Regions from separate parts of the Homo sapiens genome. Here region 1 is linked to region 2. A link is a loop called in an ENCODE intact Hi-C map of the cell type or tissue named here. Cell type or tissue: endothelial cell of umbilical vein. All regions are shown on one strand.

The links. A loop is a pair of places that touch in the nucleus more often than their neighbours do. Peaks named below come from ENCODE experiments on the same cell type or tissue, not always from the same donor. Only the 100,000 strongest peaks of a DNase experiment are listed, where the experiment ranks them.
Region 1: it touches region 2 in a loop (3-fold over the local background); 22 of 110 quality-filtered maps call a loop at or near these places.

What each region holds. Positions count from the first base shown.
Region 1 is chr2:100,766,101-100,768,600 of GRCh38, forward strand. No RefSeq gene overlaps it. Among named protein-coding and RNA genes, the nearest start is that of NPAS2, 53 kb to the right of the region's middle. In endothelial cell of umbilical vein, no CTCF peak of the experiment used is centred here; a DNase peak (open chromatin) is centred at 1,381; H3K27ac peaks cover 1,755 bases.
Region 2 is chr2:100,817,535-100,820,034 of GRCh38, forward strand. It overlaps a transcript of NPAS2 not described here. Among named protein-coding and RNA genes, the nearest start is that of NPAS2, 1.4 kb to the right of the region's middle. In endothelial cell of umbilical vein, CTCF peaks have their summits at 1,149 (motif pointing left) and 1,355; DNase peaks (open chromatin) are centred at 977, 1,187 and 1,657; H3K4me3 peaks cover 1,559 bases; H3K27ac peaks cover 1,449 bases.

The DNA.
Region 1 (2,500 bases), 51 kb before region 2:
GACCTGGTTATAATTTTCTCCTTCTTAAAAACCTTTGGTGAGTCCCCATTGCCTACAGAATAAAATTTGAGGTCCTGAGCAGAACAGGTAAGGAATATCTGCTCTTCTGGACACAAGAAGCTTTGCCTCTCCCTGTGCTATTCGCATTCACCCATTGGCTCTAGTCTGGGCTTCTCAATTTTTCCCCCTCCACATTTGCTCATGACCTTCCTCAACCTGGAATGCCCAGCCTCTATCTCCGTGGCGGATTGCTAAGCCCTGCTCAGGGGCTGTCGTCTTTGGGAGGCCACCCTCTTTCCCTTGAGTCTAGCATACATAAACTACTCCCTGCCCAACGCATTGTGCAAATCAGCTTTAGGATGCCTACCCTCTCATGCTTGGAGAGTAATTATCCATGAAGAGTTCCTCCCTGACTGCACTGGAGGCCCATCGAGAACAGGACTCTGCTTCCTACATCTCTGTTTGCTCAGCACCTGGCTCAGAATAAGGGCCACCAATGAGCGACATTGAAACCCTGAGAAAAAGGAATCCTGGTTAAAGAAGGAAAGGAAGACACAAGGGAGAGAAAGACCTTGGATATCCTGCAAGTACAAGAATAGATTTCTAAGTCCTTAACAGGTTAGGTGCAAAAATGTTTTGAGATTGGACTGACTCCACATTGATTCCATCAGTGAATCATTACCACACAATTATTACTGCAGGGAATCCTATCCTCACAGTAGGACTGGGCACTGGCCTTTGCTGTCCCTAGAATAGAAATGTCTGGGTCCTCTCACTCCTCATCACAACCTACTCCCTGGGGACTCAAAGCTGCAGGCCCTCCAGAAGGTCTCTGCTTCCCCTGGGCAGTCCCAGATACTCCTGCATATTGTGGAAAGCACCTCTGCTCAGATGCAAGAATTACCATACAGGCAGCAGCCTTCGTTTAGAACATGGTCATTCATCACTGACTTGATCCTGGGAATGGAAAGCAAGCCAAGACTTTTCAGGGTGGCTCTTGTTGTTGTCTTAAACCTTTCCCGTAATAACTAGCTACCCTGTCCTTTGAAAGCCTACATGCCCCACGGTTTAACTTTCACTGATTTCCATTGGTGACAAGGTATAATCTGTCTTCCTATTTTAAAGAAATGAAAGGCAGTTGTAGACTCTTGGAAAACATCCTACAGAGACAATGGAAGAAGCCAGTGCATTCCAGTACTTTGACTTATCCTTTCATCCATCAGATTCCTAGGCATCTGCTATTTGTCAGACATGTGTGCTGGGTGCTAGAGATGCTGGAATAAATAAGACTCTGCAGAGCCTCACTGCACTTCCTTCCTGGAAGTTTTACAAAGGGGTTAATGAGCTCTGCTTACCCTATAAAATCAAATCCACGGGACTGCAGAGCAAGTGAGTCATAATATTTGTGGAATAAATGAATGTAGCATGACAGTCCCTGGATATGACTTGCCAACAATTACAGAGGGAAGAAGGTGACCCTTTAAATGCCAGTTGGATGACAAGCTCTGTAGAATTTCCTTAGTATAGGCTCAATAGAATTCTGAGCCTTGGCAGAGGATGGTCAGTATTCAACATATGGATTTTAGTATCAGATCTCCACACACAAGGTCTGTATGATCTTTGTTATAAGAAGAAGGACTATATGATCTTTGTATAGCCAAATACAAGCGCTTTATGATCTTTGTTATAAGAACAAGCTCTTGTTTGCATTTGAATGATTATTTGTAGTTTCATAGCACTTTAAAATGTCATATTCTACCTGATAAAGCTGTGGGCTATGTGTTTTGATTTTCGTTTTGTAGCTGAAGAAACTAAGACTCAGAAAGTTTAAATAGACAGTGAGTAGTAGGTGAGGCAATGGAGCCTAAACTCCCTTCCTGTGTGTCAGTAAACATGGCCTTGTGAATTCACCGGGAGCCTCAGGGCTCATGAATGGGCTGAGGTGCCATAACCATTGTCCTGGGCGCAAGCTGCTTGACAGGTTGCTATACAGTGGATGTTTTCTCTCTTCTTTTTAAAGTTTGAAAGCAATACTTTAAAAGATAATCAAAATGAGCCCTTATAATTCCATAGCACCTCCCTTCTCCATTGCTAGTCACTGGGTGCTAGAAGCCAGGGGAGAATAAAAAGGAAATATTAAACAGTGAAGTAGCAATCAAAGCTTCAGCTGGGTTCCTTTAGAGGAGAGAGCTTCAGAAGGGGCCAAAGTCTGGGCCCCAGAACTTCCTGGTGGCAGAGAAATGGGCAGGCGGCCTTTCAGCTGATATCTCAGACCACAGACTCAAGGGACAATTCAGGCAGCTCCCCCAGTAAGCCAGCCACAGGCAAAGCAGAGGCCAATAACCCTGCACCTGGCTTCCTGGTCCTTCTCTCCCGAATGGCAGTCTGTTCTTTGGCTTCTGACGTTACCCAAATTGAATACACTGCTCCAGAATCTAAACTCTGGCTGACTTCTTTGCACAGGGTAGAGGATCCTCCATCACAATGCTCAGGGAGGACC
Region 2 (2,500 bases):
CTTAATGTTCCCTTGATCCCTCACAGGCCAAGCCCAGCCTGACTCATGGCAAGCCTTCAACAGATGTCAGTAAAAGGAACTCAACCGTCAAATGCATAGAATGAACATGGGGTCAACTCTCCTCCGTAGCTCTCTTCCGCATGTGGGGGAAAGGGCCTAGTCTAACTGGCTTCTGTGATGCAGAATCCACTCTGCCTTATGGTCAGATAGGATATGTGGCCTATCTTAGAGGTATCCTTCCCATCTGGGTGAGATTAACATTAGGACACGGGATGGAGTTTGGAATAAATACGACAACCACATACACGTCATCTCCAGGACTAAAAAGGCAGAAACCACATTTAGTAGGGGCATCTACTGGACAACAGAGAAAAAGAGACCACAGCAAAAACACTTTTTGTACTGCAGAATTATTTGATGAGTTACTACTACAGGACATTCCAGGTTTCCTAAAAGAAAATTTAATGATTGTTCAACAAGTTCCCAAAAGGGAGTAGGAAAAGGGAGTTGGAATCTCTTCCAAAGCAAAAAAGGAAGGGAGGTGACTTTAAATAATGCTTTAAAACCGGTTAGAAGTACACAATTTCATCCTTTAGTAATATTAGTCATGGCCACGCTCTAAAGGCGGGGTGAAACCTACTTGCCTGGAGGAAAAGGACGGGGTAGAAAAACAAAGCAAAATAAAATCCATCAAACAAAAGTTTCTTCTTTTGGAAAGGGAGGGACTTCAAAATCATGACAGGCCAAATGCCTCCTCCTCTTTCTTGAAAAGCCCTCCAAGTCAGAAGCAAGCCTGAGAATAACAGCTGCTCTTAGGATGCTCAAAGCTCCTTGCAGCTGATTATTTTTCAGGAGGAGAATTAGACACAAATAATACAAGTGGGAAATAAAGAGAATGACCTACTTTACAGGGGGGGTAAAAAGGAGCTCTGTGTGAGCGTTTTGATCTAATTGACGGTGTGGGGTTGCATGCCCAAATAAGGCGCTGCTGGTCGGATCTGCGAGGGAGAGGGCACGTCTCAAACTCGAGGGAGAGGACGAGACAGCGAGAGGAACAGCGTCCGGGGCGACCCCCAGTCCACCGCGGGGGCCTGGCGCGCTTGGGGCAAAGGCCCTAGGAGACCCCTTCTGGCCACAAAATCGAGTATGACAGAAAAGGGCCAGCGGGGGCGCTTTCCTTCCAGGGCCACTTGCCGGAATGTAAGAGGGACGGAGAGACGTCCGGAAAAGGCTGCCACGCTCGGAGCGCTGCGCCAGGCCAGGCACCTAGGCCAGGGGAGCGGAGACCTCGTGGGAGCGGGCAGGGGGACCTTTCCCCTCTCCCGGGCTTCCACCCAGGCGCCTCCCCGCTGTGAACGCCGCCGCCCAGGTGAAGGGGAAACCGGCCACGTTTCCGGACCTCGGCGGGGCACACGGTCTCCGGTTTTCACCGGCTCTGTCTTGGAGCCCCGAAGGGCATCAGACAGCAGCCCCGGCACCCGGGGATTATTCCTGTACCTCTGCCTCCCTCCGCTTGGCGTTTGCGGGAACCTTGGTAAAATCCTCCCTGTTTCTCGCGCGCGCCTCTCTCTCCAGCTTCTTTTTCTTGGATTCTCGCCTGTCTCCTCCCACAGAGGAAAAAAAAAAAAAGGTCACGTATGTTTGGAAAAATATGTAGGTCAGTGGAACATTTCCTGCACTGGTGCAAAAGGAGAGGAGGGCAGCGGAGGAGGGGAGGGAGAGGCAGAGTGGAGCTCCAAGTGCCCGCTCCTGGCCGCAGCCCCACACCCCACGTGCCCCTGCCGGGGAGGGGGGCAATTAGCCGGTTCCTTTCCATCCTTGACCCATTTTCCGGACCAGCTACGTTCGCCTTAGGACAGGCACTGGTTATTCCTCCCCAGCAGTCGCTGCTGTCCTCCGCCGACCACCGCTCGCCCGCATCTTCCCCGACCCCCGCCTCCCACCTGCCCCCGGGCCGCACCCCCGCCGCTCATTGAGAAATCGCAGTGGTCCCCGCAGAGACGCGCTTTGTGCCCTGGGTCGAGACCTGCGCGCAACCCTGCCCCTGGAGGACAGTGTGGAGGGGGTGACAGTCGCGTGCTCGTCCCCCTTCATCCCCTGCGCGGGACAGCAGGGTGGCGGCCCGCACTGCGAGGGTCTACACTAGGCGGGGGCGGCAGATTCCTTGTTCCCCCCGAGTGACAACTTTAATGGGACCTCGGCTGGCAGCCTCTAGTCCACTTGCCTCTCCTCTGGGCCGGCTCACCTGGAAGCACAACCCCCCCCTCCCCCAGCCCCGGCGCCCAACCCCGACCCTGCGCCCCAGGCCCGACCCCGCCGCGCGTCCCTGGCAGCCCAGCAGAGGCTGCGGCGGCCTGGGGACTCGCGGGTGTCTGCGCCGCCCAGGGAAGCCGGGGGTCTAGGGGGCCGGGGGTCCGTCTGCCTGCGGCGCGCGCGGGGTGCTTGTCCCAGGCTGGGTCGGGGCCAGGAGAGACCCCGCAGGCGGAGGCAGGCGAGGGGA